2 separate regions of the Mus musculus genome follow, and region 2 is linked to region 1. Evidence: chromatin loops called from intact Hi-C (ENCODE). Cell type or tissue: gastrocnemius. All regions are shown on one strand.

Region 1 (8,000 bases):
CTCCACAGGTTACAAGTCTACCTGTTACAGGATTTGGCTGGCATACCCAGCCCCGTAGTCTAAACTTCTCTAGCCCAGGGAATGAGCTGCTCTTCCCCCAGTAGCTCTGCTCGATATAATCAAGCCATTTTGGCTACATGGTTCTTTTTACTCTTTGACACCCCCCTTGGTTTCCTGGTCTCCCCTCTCTTTCTTCTCTCCTTCTCATCCCTCTCCTTCCCTCTCTCCCCTCTCCCATCGCCCCCCTCTACCCTCTCCTCTCCCTTCCCCCCTCCTCTCCCCTCTCCTCACCCGGCCTGGCTCAGACTGCTGGTCACATTCACTCTGGATCCTCCCAGATGTCTCTATCTCTGTTCTCCCTCATAACTACAGGAAACCTGTCTCCCCACTATACATACCTTTTTACATATATCAGGTCCTCCCCTCCGCTCTCTCTCTCTCCCTTTCTTTCTCTCTCCCTTTCTCTCTCTCTCTTTCTTTCTTTCTTTCTTTCTTTCTTTCTTTCTTTCTTTCTTTCTTTCTCTCTCTCTCTCTCTCTCTCTCTCTTTCTTTCTTTTATTCATTTTTCACACACACACACACACACACACACACACACACACTCACACACACACACATACACACACGTTCTTTTTCTGTGCCCACACTCAACAAACACTTCGACAGTACAAAGTCATATTAATCCACAGTATCTTGCCACCTGATTTTTTTTTTCCCTATTTAAAATAAATCTTGTCACTTTCCATATGACTAAATGGAACTGCACCAGGACTTCCTATGGCATGACTTCTCTGGATGTCTCATAAATTGCTCAACTTCCCATTAGTAAATGTTCAAGTACTTCCACCTCTGTCTTCCATGAGGACACATCTGGGGCTTGCCTTCTTGCATTCTACACTCAACTGATGGGCTCCCCCACTCCCTCCCCGCAGGAAAAACTTCTCGATGATGGACTCGCCAGGCCAAAAGGCACCTACATTTTTAAAAAAGGTTTGAAAGCACAATGCCAAATCTTTCTCCAGGGAATATTCTCCAATGGCAATGCCCTCCGGCTGTGGCCCTGTCCTCCACTCTTGCCGGAGGCCTGTGCGTTGGCACTCACGGCCATTTGCATTTCTTTCACTAGGCCTGAGATCAAGCACTCCTTCCTTAATTGCTTTGGATTCTGGTGGGGGGGGGGAGGGAGGGTTGGGGGAGCTATGAGCAATGGGGTTTCTAATGTATTTGAGGGGTCGCCTTGAAGATGTTGGTATTGAGGCCATGTTTAGAAAGGGACGTTTCACATTAAAACTATGGATTCATCTACTTATATTTTCCCCTCTATTATGTCCTATTCTTTGCTATCTCCACCACCGCCATCATTATTATCAATTTTACCATTTACCTGTTGCTAGAAGGAGCAGAATGGAACACTAATGTATTTCCGCCTGGTTCTGATTGGTTATCTCTTGTACAATACTTTAATTTTCCCCTGTTCTATTGCAGCATGGTGGCAAATATTAGATAGGAGTTCAGTTGCTAGACAAGTGTGAATTCATTCGGCTCTCAGCACTCACTACTCTCTGAGACAGTCACCACGCCCCACTCCTTCAGAAGGAGACTCTGATGGCTGGGCTCATATGTCAAGTCCTCGCTGGAGAAGCCAGGCTGAGAATTTGCTTCCTAGTTGCCATATGCTACCTCGAGGCCACCTTGCTGCCCGGTGCTAAGGTTTGCACCATCTCGCATGCTTTCTCCTTTTACTTGAAATCATTCTGCTTACAGCTCTTAAATTTCTGCCCGGCAGGAGGCTTGTGTGGCCACCCCACTCCCCTCCTCCTTACTGCTTTTAATATTCTTTCTTTGTTCAGTGTATTTGTTGTTTTGATTATTATGTGATGGGAGGAATTTCTTTTCTGGTCCAGTCTATTTGGAGTTCTGTAGGCTTCTTGTATGTTCAAAGGGCATCTCTGTTTCAGGTTAGGGAAGTTGTCTTCTATGATTATGTTGAAGATATTTCCTGGTCCTTTAAGTTGGGAATCTTCGCTCTCTTCTATACCTATTATCCTTAGGTTTGGTCTTCTCATTGTGTCCTGGATTTCCTGGATGTTTTGGGTTAGGAGCCTTTTCATTTTTGTGTTTTCTTTGACTGCTGTGTCAATGTTTTCTATGGTATCTTCTGGACCCGAGATTCTCTCTTCTAACTCTTGTATTCTGTTGACTTCTGATCGCTTTCATAGGTTTTCTAACTCCAGGGTTGTCTCCCTTTGTGATTTCTTTATTGTTTCTATTTCCATTTTTAGATACTGGATGGTTTTGCTCATTTCCTTTGCCTGTTTGATTGTGTTTTCCTATAAGTCTTTAAGATATTTTTGTGTTTCCTTTTTAAGGGCTTCTAGCTGTTTACCTGTGTTCTCCTGTATTCTTCAAGGGAGTTATTTATGTCCTTCTTAAAGTCCTCTATCATCATCACGAGAGGTGATTTTAGATCTGAGTCTTGCTTTTCCGGTATGATGGTGTATCCAGGACTTGCTATGGTGGGAGAATTGGGTTCTGATGATGTCAAGTAACTTGGTTTCTGTTGCTTATGTTTTTACGCTTGCCTCCTGCCATCTGGTTATCTCTAGTGCTACCTGGAGATAGCACTATATCTGACTGGAGCCTGTCATTCCTGCGATCCTGGTTGTGTCAGAACTCCTCAGAGTCAAGCTTTCTCTGTGATCCTGTGATTCTGGGATCCTGCAATCCTGAGATCCTGGGTGTGTCAGAGCTGGGAGACTCATTCTTTTTCTTTTTTTTTAGATTAATTTTTTTCCATTTTTTATTAGGTATTTAGCTCATTTACATTTCCAATGCTATACCAAAAGTCCCCCATACCCACCCACCCCCACTCCCCTACCCACCCACTCCCCCTTTTTGGCCCTGGCGTTCCCCTGTACTGGGGCATATAAAGTTTGCGTGTCCAATGGGCCTCTCTTTCCAGTGATGGCCGACTAGGCCATCTTTTGATACATATGCAGCTAGAGTCAAGAGCTCCGGGGTACTGGTTAGTTCATAATGTTGTTCCACCTATAGGGTTGCAGATCCCTTTAGCTCCTTGGGTACTTTCTCTAGCTCCTCCATTGGGAGCCCTGTGATCCATCCATTAGCTGACTGTGAGCATACACTTCTGTGAGACTCATTCTTTTTAATGACAGTGTAACTCCTACTTCTTATAGGAGTACCCCATGAGCATACATTATATTTTTGTTGTTTTGTTTTTGCAAACGATGAAATGAACATGTCCACCGGGTTAAGCAGCATTAGCCCATGGATGATGAGAGAGAAAAGATTACCAAGCAGAGTTGCCGGTTCAAACCATACACGCGACATGCGTTTTGATAATGCTGACCTTGGACCATAGAGCTTAAGCATTAGATAATCGTTTATAAATTACATAGTTGATTTTTCAATAAGTAGGTTTTAGATATGAATGACTTTGGAAGGAAGAACAATTTAAATACGTGCATGCAAGATCAAAAACTAGCAGATGCGGGAGGCAGAGGGTTGTGGGAGCAGGAAAAGCTTACAAAAATCATTTGGTCATTATTTAGAAGATGCTTGCATTTAAACAATAGTAAGATGCAAAGTGGTGCTCGGCATCAAAGGCCACAGTGAGTCGCCATTTCACATCAGAGGAGAAGCAGCAGAGCATTAAGGCATCCATGGCAGACTCTTAATAACTCGGTGGTTCAGGGAAAACGGATCCCATCTCTTTGTTCTTCGGGCTGCAGAAAAGGAAAACTAATGGCACCCACTTCTTTCAGTTCTAATGAGATGGATGAACAGATACGAACCACACTGGACAGCAAGCTTTGTAAGTGCTCAGTGTTGGACATAGGCTTAGTAGAGTTAGAATGATGGGGGGAGACAAGGTTACAGAGTAAACTAGCGGGTGGGTAACATCTTCAAGACTAAGACTGAAACAAAGTAACGGGAGGACTAGACCCGGAAGATGCTTGTCTGCCCACAGCCTCCTACACCACCACGGAGGGGACTGACCCTTTGTTTTCTATGAAACAGTTGTTCTTGGCTTCACTTTAGGGGAAGCACGTGGCTCAGTGTAGGATGAGACTGATTTTGGCAACTGAATGGAACATTAGCATGTTAAGGCTGATTATGAAAAACAATGGCAAGAAGGGCCATTGATTAAAACATCCTAATACAATACAATACAATACAATACAATACAATACAATACAATACAAGAAAAGCGATTGTTCAGCGGCGAATGCCATTTTTTATGTTCAGATAAGCTCTTCTGTTCATTCATGGGAATAATAAGGATTTTGGCAAATATTATAATGCTTTCAATTTGAGAAGAGCTTAGAATTTGCATTACTTTGCATACTAATGAGAATTTTTACTATTGTATAGAACCATATGTATGCATTTATATGTGCCATATTTTGGTGTTCCAATTAACTTATGTATAATGATGTCAGTAGTGATTTTATGTGCTTAGAATTTTTTGGCAAAAATTTCAGTTTCATGGGACTGATTTTTTTTTTTATTGTGCAGCCTAATTAATCACTAGTGTTGAGAAAAAAATCAAAACTTCAAACTTAATAAACATGCAGTTACGATCAGGCAGTTTTGGAGAAAACATACTGAGGAAGGACATACAAAATTAATCCCTGTTGAAATAATAATTTTATAATAATAGGACCTATAAAAGAAGCCATGTAAGTATCTGGTACTACTACAGTCAATTTCTGAGAGATACAGTATACACAAATCTGTCTAGGGAGAGTAAAATTGTTATTTTTAGCTTATAAACTTCTCAGGGAGAAAACGGTTTAAATAATAAAGCACTCTTTTCCCAAAACGCAAATGAATGAATTGATAGATGTTAATATAAAAGCAAAACAAAACCTTAGGTTTTCTACCTACACGCCACTCGAATACAAACCTCCTAAATTTGTTCACTGAGCAAACCCTGGGAATCCAGACGGTGGCGCTGTTCTCACGGAGGAGAGCAGGCTACAACTCTTTCTACTGCGTTCTCTCTTTACTCTTTATCTACAAATTAAGCTGTTAAACAACAAAACAAAATAATCCAACTTCCATTTGTAGCTTCCTTTTCAACTGATGCTTTTTAAACGTTCGGTTATTTCGATCTGCAGTGATTGGTCGGCAGTGTACTCAGCAAAAGGACCGTGTGGCGTGATTCTGATGGTGGGTAGCGATATGAAAATACAGGCGCTGCTCTTTGTATCTGAACAAAGATAAGGAGAAGCCTTCGAAGATGCAAAAAAAAAAAAAAAAAAAAAAAAGACCTGCAGAAAAAATATGAAGGGTTGAGACAAACAATTACCAACGTGCTTAAAATAGAAACGCGCTGAGGCCACAAGGAAGAGGGTTAGGCAGCTGGGTGAACGCGGTTACCTGAAACCACGTGGCTGCAGCTGCTGGCCTGTCACTCTGCTTTTAGCCTCTTTGGTGTCAAAGTCTACGCAGAGAAAAGTAAACGCTTGCATGTTTTATTCTCAGAAGTGACTCCTTAAAAGTCGGAAATTTCCCTTTCTATAAAATGTCCTTTTCCTTTTCCTGCTTTGTTTGGAACGGTGGCGTATCTGCAATCCCTACACTCTGCCAGGAAGTTGAGTTGTATTGTCAAAAGGTTGAGGCCAGTCTGGGGTACTAAAAACTGGTATCTGTAAAAAAAGGTATTTTTGCAGATTTTTTTTTGTTTCATATCGCTTATGTGGGTTGTTTTTTTTTTTGTTTTGTTTTGTTTTTGTTTGTTACTTTCTCTTACTGACCTTTTGTTTATATATTATAGTTTTTTATTTTTTTGTTTTTAATAAGGTTGTGTGTGCGCGTGTGTTGTGCTTTTTCCCTTTTTAAATTTTTACATTCTGGTATTTTTTTTTGGGAGGGTTGCCTGTTTGTTTTCTAAAAAGAGAGCGAGAAAGGGGTCTGAGTTTGGTGGGTGGGGAGTTGGGGGGGGCTGGGAGGAACTGGAGGAGAGGAAACACTGATCAGAATACATTGTATGTAAAATAATTTCAAAAAATACATATGCAAAAAAGAAAAACCTATTGCCACAAAGGCTGCCAAAGAATTCAATAATTTAATAATATTCAGATAGCACTCTTGACAAATCTGGCTACTTAAGGGGAAGGTATTAACAGGGAATTATTTGAATTAGGTAAAATGTTTCTTAGACCAGAATTAAAGCAGTTTCTGTGAATGGAAGGCTGTGTCTCTAACATGAGTGGTTTTCCCTGCTATTCCTTGCACAGTAAAAGTAGTGTCTGATTGTCCCTGGAAACCAGTTATTCCTTCTCTGAAGATCAGAGCCATGCTACCCATCCTCAACTGAAATGTCCACATCCATTTGTGAACTACTTTTTGTTTCTTAGTAGTGTAGACAATATTGTGAACTCAGAGAGGAATGCAAAGACAGGGATTCCAGGATCGCCAACCACTCACTTTGAGAAAAAGATGGAAAGGGATTAGTAAGCCTTAAAGGAAAAAAAAAAATAGGAAAATTGTAGCAAAATGTCAAACAGCTGGGCAGTGGTGGCACACACCTTTAATCCCAGCACTTGGGAGGCAGAGGCAGGCAGATTTCTGAGTTTGAGGTCATCCTGGCCTCTATAGAGTGAGTTCCAGGACAGCCAGGGCTACACAGAGAAACCCTGTCTCGAAAATCCAATAATGATAATAATAATAATAATAAATAAAAAGTCAAACATGGAATGGAATCTTTGTTGTTTGGGGTTTTCTGTTTTGTTTTGTTTTCTCATGTACTTACAAAAACTAAAATCAAATCTGATGTTCCAGAAATGATAAAGGTCCTTTTACTCCCACTGCTAACCAGTTGTGTTTGAACATGATTCTGATTCAAGTTTTGCCAACAGACACAAAACAGCAAAACAAACAAACAAACAAACAAACAACCCACCTGCTGCAGAACCCTAGTGAGAAAGGCATTGCACCGTCTCAGAGATTAACCATCAAGTGAAACTGTCGAGTTTGCATCGCACACGACATTCACACTCAAAGAAAACCAACCTTAGCAGCCCAAATCAAAAGAAGTCATCATCTAAGATGAGCCAAAAACGCAAAAACGTTTAATAGTGAACAGAACGTTTTGTTCTTCTCGTTCTGCAAGATCATTCAAGCTTGAGTTCTGAGAAGGTGTCAAAGTGTTCCTCGGACGCAACTCTCAGGGCCACACAATTGGAGTAGGAGACCAGAGAATTACCTAGCCTAGTAGAAGCACGTACCACATTGTGTGAATTTTCCTGGGAAGATGTGATCAAATATCTATCCATCCTTATAGGGCACCAACTTCAGGCCAAAGTAGCAAATCCCTCCAAATCTAGCTCGGGCTACCACAATGAGTTTGCTTGGCTTGCATGCAGGAGCACGGGTGAGGGAATTCTCACAGGACATGTGATCCGTCCCAACAGAGCTGATTGTCATAACCCCCCTGCTCCCACCCCCGCTTGGGTGATTCCCTCCGCACAGCTGCAGAGGTGGGCTTCCCCTCCACATCCAAGCTGTGCAGATTCTAGCACCTAATAGGATCGTGCCTGAACTGCGAAAGTGGACGGAAGTAAGTATGCACATGTCTCTAACAAACGCCGAACACTCACATAAGAAATCCAGGTGTACTGTTTTGATTCAGTCAGAAGGTGTCGTACTAGTGAGGAAAAGCTTTTGACGGAGAACTGTTGTATGTAACCAGGTAGGAAAATGCCTGATCAGAGAGAGTCCTGATCATAGCTAGCACCACTTGCTCCACCCTAAAGGAATACATTGGATGGTTGGAAGAGCCCCTGGTTTACTCTGCCTTTACGTATTAGCATTGGCCTGAATCGTTTCGTTTGGTTTTGCTTTGTTTACCGAGACAGGGTTTCTCTGTGTAGCCCTGCCTGTCCTGGACTCGATTTGTAGACCAGGCTGGCCTCGAACTCAGAGATCCTCCAGCCTTGCCTTCCGGGTGGAAGGTTTAAAGACCGGTGCCA
Region 2 (8,000 bases), 410 kb after region 1:
ACCTAGGAAAATAACCTCTTTTAGTGAAAGCTATATCATAAAAAACTAATCCCAGAAATGTTTTTGAAACTAAGGAGCCCCTGTCCCCCATCCTTGCTCCCTTTCCCCCCAACCTTCTCCTAGCTAACTTTCAAAGTTGGGGTATTTGTAGTGGCAGGAGAGAGATTGAGAAGAGTCTCCGAGAAGACAACCTGCCAGGCATGCTGGTGTGGGGAGGAAAGCCACACTGAGGTTTGGGCTTTTCAATGAATGGCCTTGTTTGTGTCCTCTGGGTCACATGAAGCAGAAGAGGCTGGCTGCACCCTGCTACACGAAGCCAAGGAAATGCCAGAGGCCCTCGGAGCTGGGTGCTGCAGTGAAGCTGACTCGGTCAGTTCTCACAGTCCTCACAGGTCTGGTATGGCAACTGCAGGCCATGGGCTGTTTGAAAATGGAGCGTTCTCCAAGCCTCCGAAACATACACCATGCTCACGAAGTTATCTCCAGTGCCCCAAGAAGGTAGCTGGTTGGCAAACTGTTTATGGCCTGGTATCAAGACTTCGCTTACTCACTAAGACAATTAGGTAAGATGCTAAACTGTAGACTCAGAAGCAAGTGGTGCTGGCTGGCCTGGGCGGGAAAGAAATGCAGAGTCTCCCCCGAGGGCAATGGGCAGGTACAGGGGTTGGGGGAGAGCAATGGGCAGGTATGGGGGGGGAGCAATGGGCAGCAGGTACAGGGGCGGTTGGGAAATCCAGAGGCAGAGGCTGAGGAAGGGAAGGGAAGGGAAGGGAAGGGAAGGGAAGGGAAGGGAAGGGAAGGGAAGGGAAGGGAAGGGAAGGGAAGGGAAGGGAAGGGAAGGGAAGGGAAGGGAAGAAGGGAAGGGAAGAAGGGAAGGGAAGAAGGGAAGGGAAGAAGGGAAGGGAAGGGAAGGGAAGAAGGGAAGGGAAGGAAAGGGAAGGGAAGGGAAGGGAAGGGAAGGGAAGGGAAGGGAAGGGAAGGGAAGGGAAGGGAAGAAGGGAAGAAGGGAAGAAGGGAAGAAGGGAAGGGAAGGGAAGGGAGGGGAAGGGAAGGGAAGAAGGGAAGGGAAGAAGGGAAGGGAAGAAGGGAAGGGAAGGGAAGGGAAGGGAAGAAGGGAAGGGAAGGGAAGGGAAGGGAAGGGAAGGGAAGGGAAGAAGGGAAGAAGGGAAGAAGGGAAGAAGGGAAGGGAAGGGAAGGGAAGGGAAGGGAAGGGAAGGGAAGGGAAGAAGGGAAGGGAAGGGAAGGGAAGTACATATTGGACCAGAGACATGCATGTAAAAGCTGTTTGATTTCCTCGGGTGAATATTGTCGGGATTAAAGAACCAATGAATGTTAGTTAACTGAGCAGGCCAAATTATCAAAACAAAACAGAGCAGAAACCTAAGTGACTTATTAGCCTACTCCTGGGCAATCTCTTTAAAATTCTTATCTTTCCCCCTCCCCCCAATAATTAGTTTCAAGAATTGTAAGTCAGAGATGAATTATTCATTCCCTTTCCAGAACCTAAGCAGAAATTATGAGATCAAGATAATCATGCAAAAACTATGGCTGAAATTAAAAGGGAAAGATTTGAATTCTCAAAATAACAACACATAACGAACACCCCAGCAAGGCCACTTCAAAATCTGTTTTTTCAAGCCACACAGTTCTGACAGTTGCCAGTAGAGGGGGCTTAGAGGGTCAGCTGACTTGACTATGCCTTGCTAGAAGATTCAATCAACTTAAAGTAAGCCCTCCTTTCTCTATTTACCGAGCCTAATTCTTATTTAATTTCTGGACTTAATGGGTTTAGCGGACAGATTTGTGTAATTTGCTTTCTGGCCCTCACCCACTGAAGCGAGCTGTGATCAGTTGTCCTAGAATGCCGAGCAGCATTAGAAGGAAGGCTCATTCCTAGCCGCCCCACCCCAAGACCCCCGAGTCCCCTCAGGGAAGCCCCTGCCTGCCTCAATCCAGAAGCAGGTGTTTAACTCACAAAGTAAATAAATAACTGCTTGTCTGAGCAATTTCAAAACCACATAAACGCTACTGTTTTATTCATTACATGTCTCCTCCGTGAGAAATTGCCCAGAGCAGAGATTTACCTGAAAATATATGCATCTCCCAAAAAAAAAAAACCAAACAAACAAACAAAAAAAAAACAAAACAAGGAACAAAAAACCTTCATTCTCATAAGATGACCCCGTGTGCATCAAATAAACTGCCCTCTTTGTATGGTTTCTCTCACACCCATGGTGTCCTCCACTATTTAATGGATTTCCAACACAAAATGATGCCTTTTAAATTTAATAGTTAAGGGACACGACTCTTCATAAAAAGCCAAGGAGAGAGGTCACCTGCTGTGCCTGTCTTTCACCCAGGACAGCATTTTCCTTAGTGTAAACACTCGTGAAATCTGCACAAGCCCGGGCATGCCCGCTGAGCTCTGTAGGCTTGTGAAGGCTCCCAGGAGAGCCAGGCATAAAGGCAGATGCAGTAATTTAAAATATCGGTCTGATAAACATTAATGGTTTGGCTTAAGAAGAAAAACTAGCAACCACCTCGTGAGTAGGCTTGTGCTGGGAAAGCCTAGACACAGAAGGTGGCGCAAAACCGGAGCTAACTGGATAATGTTACTTCCAAAGTGGCTGAGCAAGCCCACAGTCCTGCCCTCCTGCTTTTGGTGGACCAGGGAAGTACCACCGAGCCTGCTCCACTCTAGGGCCAGTCCTGACTTCCCTACAGTAGCCAGGCATTCATAGGCTAGGCCACCAGCAAACTACCTAACCTTGAAATGCTCATGGACATTTTGAGACTTCACACAAACCATCCAAGTTGAAATGTCAGGTTTAAAATCAAGCACCCCATCCAGGGCATTTGTAGGAGACATTTGTACGACTGACTGAGGAGACAGTTTGGTGACACCAAGGAAACTTTTGCTTGCAGAGTTCCAAAGCTGGGGAGAGGGGAGGTTTCAGAGGCTCGATTGAGACAAAGGGGAAAGTCATAGTCCCCATAGGATAGATGACTAAACAGGTGCAGTGTGGTGGTGGGGCAGACTAAAGCCCGAAAGAGATCGCTTTCAGCTCTGAGACATTAGCGTGCCAACAGTTTGGACTGAATAGGACTTTAACAGACATAGTCTCAAAAGAGACAAGGCTCCTTTTCTCTAGAGAAGCCTGGAAACCCCAGAGGGTCGGATCGATCAGAGGACAGTGCCGGTGAGGGTGCCCTTGGCTGATGAAGCGCACATAGGGTAGGAGGCAGGAGACTGCCTTAGTAATCACTGAGAATGGACAAGTTACCGAGCGTAGCTGAGCCACCTGCTGGAGATGTCCGGAAGTGCTTGCGGGGGTCAAACGGAGCTGAGGCAGCTGCAAGCCGAGTATCCGTGGAAGACAAAGAACAGGGCGCCAGAACCGCAGCCCTGGGAAAAAATATTTCAGCTCAGTGTTTGTAGAAAGCAGTCAATGAATGTGGACTGAGATTGGGAGGTCCTGAGGCTCCTTGGCATCTTTGGTAAGGCAAGCTGAGCCGTCCTGCATCCACAACTAAATCTGGTGCTCACAGTATGAGGGTGTGTCCTTCAGGGACTTCGGTGACCGACTATTCCAGTTTTAACATTTGTTGGGTGCTAGAGAGGACTCTCCTTGGCTTGGCGTCTCGTGGCGTGGCAGTGCAGGAGCACAAGCACACGGATAACACAGAAACACCGTGGGAGACGGAAGCTACAGCTGCTGCGCCGCCGACTGTCATAACCAGTGCTCGTAATTAGCCCACGCAGGTAGAGCCCTGATGAACAACGGCCACGGGCGAGCTTGCAAAGACGGGCACAGCTCTCTCTCCAGGCCAACTCTACGCTCCTTTGTTTGGCTTTTTCGTTTATCTGTCACCTTTATCTGTCACCTTTGCTTAGTTACAAGTAAAGGATTGCCGAGCTTTGAAACATCATAGGGACTCAGAGGCAGATAAATCTGCGTGCTTGAGCCAACTCCTCAGTGCCACCGCAACCAAAACCCTCTGGTTAGATATGTTTGACTTACAAAGAACATCTTTAATAGCATTATGTAGCATCTAATCTACGAAGGCATTTATTGTAAAACATGCTATAACTTTACTTACAACTAAGACCGAGCCTGCCAATTAAGTTATGTCGCTCTGCCTTCTTGATGGTTAGCATTTTAAATGTGCATTTACTAACAGATCTCTTAAAAACTGACTTAGACTATCCTTAAATGTCCCTTGTACACACATAAACGGAAGTATATAAGCCTAAGCCAGTGGTTTACAACCTTCCTAATACTGAGACCTTTCAACACAGTTCCTCATGTTGTGGTGACCCCAGGCATAATATTTTCATTGCGAAACACAGAGGTTGAGAACCACCGGCTTAAGTTATCTCTGAAACTTTTTCATTCCAAGTCTGACTCTTTAGAGTTGAATTTTAACCTTGAAATATTGGGACATTTCTATATGACACCCTCTCTGTGCATAAGAAACATCACGCTGATTCTTGGCTTCTTTCCTATTTTTATATTCCCATATTTATTTATGTGTGTGGGTAGGTATGCACCATGGTGTGTGTGCAGGGGATCAGAGGGCAATCTACAGGACTTGATTTTTCCCTTTCCACGATGTAAGTCTGGGGATGGAATGAGGCCATTGGGTTTGGTCATCAGTACCCATTGAGCCATCTCACTGGCCCCGTTATGTCTTTAAAATGTTGTTTTGAGAACACAAAACACTCTATACAATTTTACAGGTCATTGAGCTGTCCGAAGGCAAATACCCATCAAATTACTGCCCAGCATTTTTTTTTTAAGAAAAGGAAAATCTAGTAAAATACCCAAGAAACCCTGTGTGCTTCCTCCTGGGCACTGCCTTGGGTCTCTTGCCAGCACTGCCCTTGATATATCACGGTGGATTAATATTTATCAACTAGCTTGTCTCTCCATGGCATTTATGTGAATGAAATGATTCAATGTGCATTTCTTGTTGGGCACTTCTGATGTTCAGCATTATGTTATAAGACGTATGTTTGTCATATGAAACACAGTGGGTTCATTCTCATTGCTACACGGAATTTTTTTATTTACTGTTATCATTTTATGAATCCACTATCTAGTCAATGGGCAGTTGAACTTGGTTTGCATGTTCATGTATTTTCCAGAGCGCTGTGATGAGCTGACTTGGGTGTATCTCCTTCTGCATCCTACCTAATAGTACATATACAGCGCAGAAATGGAAATGCTGTGTGTTTTTAATTCTGGTAAACAATAGCAATAGTTTACAAATCATTTGTGTCAATAGACCAGTTTAGGAAAAGTTCACAATCTTACCGGTGAGTGCTAATTTAAAACAACAGTATGAATCCCACCCCTTTCCCAAACGTATTTAGTCAAATGTCCGTGTTCTGGAAGAAGAATCTCATGGGTAGTGTTTGGATTCTTTAGGTTTGGACTTGCAAAGCCCAAACCATCAAACCATCAGACAAGGTGGGGCGGTATTGCCCAACATGTGTTCTTAGTGACGGCATCCAGTAGGGACCGATGGATGACACACCCAGTAGTACGAGTGTGCTGAGGTCACATGGTATGGTAAATGTGAATAAGGTTTTGTATAAACATACATACAGTATGGTATAAGAGAGAAAAAAAAGAAGTTAAGGGTGAATTAAAGCAAGAAGAGTTGAGATGCCTGGCCATTAACAAGAGCCAATAACGATCAAAGGAGAGTAACACTTTAATTTTGCACTTCAGGTAGTTTTATTCTAGTAGTCTTCCCAAGGGCCCTAATAAGGTTATCTTAGTGCACTGGCATTGCCCAACCCTTCTGTTTTCTTTGAAGCTTGGCAACCCTACCACAGCCTGTTTTAGTCTTCAACTATTCTTTCTCTTCCCTAGGAGGACAAAAATATGTTTGTAAGTATCCAGAGACTCCCTCTGTCATGTATATGAATATATGAACTATGTCAATGTATCTCTTACTTATCTATGTATTATGTACCTATCTATGAACCTATGTATGTATCATCTATCTATCTATCTATCTATCTATCTATCTATCTAACTAACTAACTATCTATCCAACTATATATCTATCCAACTATATATCTATATATCTCTATGTTTCTATGTATGTATTTAACTATGTATCTATTTATCCAACTATGTATTTATGTATCTACCTATGTTTCTATGTATCTATATATCTATCCAACTATGTATCTATCTATGTATCTTTCTATGTATCTATCTTTCTATGTATGTATGTATGTATGTATGTATGTATGTATGTATCTATCTATCTATCTATCTATCTATCTATCTATCTCTACACGTGGTCTGTTAACCTTTCTAAATTTGTCACAAACCGTCTGTATACATTTTTCCACATATTTTTAAATGACTCAATCCATGAATCATTGCAATGATGAGGTTTTTCCCTAAGTTACAATCAGTAAGAAACCACAACAACTGAGTTACCAGCTTCTGTCAGGCAGACTTTCCTAACTCTGGCGCTGTCAGCCTCTAGCTCCCTCATCATTCCTGGGGTGTTGGCATTTCCTGTCTCTGCCCTTTCTACCTCCAAGAGCACCAGACCTAAAGAGAAGGTCACCTGTGTATAGAAATTGCCTCCCACAGTTACATGGCCTCTAAGATAAGGATGCAGACTGGGACATTAATGGGTCACTGAAGATACTGGGCTTTTGTTCTGAGCCCTTGGCTTGCCCCCACTCTCCTAAGGCTTCCTTGTTCTCTCACTCACCTGTTCGGCATTTGTTAAGCGGATTAATACTTTAACTCTACTTTGGCTTCTTTAAAACATTTCAAAGGGCAAGGTGACATTTCCGGTTTTCGTAGCCTAGTGCAGTTCTCTCTGAACATATCAGACAACAACCGACCTGTTAATCTCCACAAGCTTGTATAGTCTATTCCGTTCCTGTTCTTTGTTTCCTTCCCCTTCACATTAGTTATAAAGTAATGAAGCCTAGATCAATAAGTTTGGTCTCCAGGCAACAGAGAAAACACCAATCAATTTAATCTTATGAAGAGCCCTTTGTAAATCCAATTCTTTAGAAAAACCTTTGTACTTAGAAAATGATAAATAAAACAAGCTTCTAAACATTCTTTTTGTTTGATTCTGTTTATGTTCTACATGTGAGATCATAGGCGCACAAAATACTTCATAATATTAAATAAAAAGATTTAGTGTTGAGTCGATCAATATTAGAACTTTACCAGGTGCAGCCAAACATTTTTATATTTCCCATTTCTTAAAAAAAGAAAAGAAAAAGGTAGGGCTCTAACTCTCTAATTGTCATAAAAGACAAATGCTACAGACTCATTTCCCACTAAGGAAGTTGAGGATACATGAAAACCAGGTTCCAGAAGAATTCTAGAATAGATCTTGAATTACAAAAACAAGCAAGCAAACAAAAACTCTATGAAGGATACTGTTGGGAAAGTTGGAGAGATTCAGATAAGAACTGAAGACTGGCAATTAACAGTATGCATTACTAAATAAGAACGACTGGCGCCTTAGAAGTAAACTCCCAACTCTAAACATAAGGAGAGGTGAGGGGGTGAGAGGAGAAGACAGAGATGGTATACGGAGTGTGTCTGTGTGCCAGTGTGTGCTGGTGTGTGTGTGTGTGTGTGTGTGTGTGTGTGTGTAAACAATTGTGACAAGAGACAAGTCAAGTGCTAAGTATCAAACAATTGTTTCATTACACTTTCGTAAAACATTTCATAGCGAAATAATGAAATGGCAAAACAAACAAACAAACAAACAAACAACAGGAGCTTCTCTCCTTCTCTCCCTTCCTGAAACCTAACACATCTCTTCAGTGAAACAAGTATCTATCTGTTTCCAATTGTAGATAAATACGATACATGATTCCAAATCCACTCTGGCCTAAAATAGGCTTATGTTACTGGTTGAAATCTAATTTGGATGTCAGGCAAATGGCTGAGCACACAGTAGGCTTACACAGATCCCAGACTCTTTGCCCTTCGGCC

Evidence for each region. Hi-C counts contacts between places; a loop is a spot of excess contacts. Peaks named below come from ENCODE experiments on the same cell type or tissue, not always from the same donor. Only the 100,000 strongest peaks of a DNase experiment are listed, where the experiment ranks them.
Region 2: a loop joins it to region 1, with 3 times the contacts of the local background. A loop is called at or near these places in 7 of 42 quality-filtered maps.

What each region holds. Positions count from the first base shown.
Region 1 is chr15:96,538,272-96,546,271 of GRCm38, forward strand. No RefSeq gene overlaps it. Among named protein-coding and RNA genes, the nearest start is that of Gm32406, 35 kb to the left of the region's middle. In gastrocnemius, a CTCF peak has its summit at 4,971 (motif pointing right); a DNase peak (open chromatin) is centred at 4,979; H3K4me3 peaks cover 830 bases; H3K27ac peaks cover 294 bases.
Region 2 is chr15:96,950,291-96,958,290 of GRCm38, forward strand. No RefSeq gene overlaps it. Among named protein-coding and RNA genes, the nearest start is that of Gm32840, 90 kb to the right of the region's middle. In gastrocnemius, CTCF peaks have their summits at 1,647 (motif pointing right) and 3,309 (motif pointing left); DNase peaks (open chromatin) are centred at 3,307 and 3,677; H3K4me3 peaks cover 916 bases; H3K27ac peaks cover 436 bases.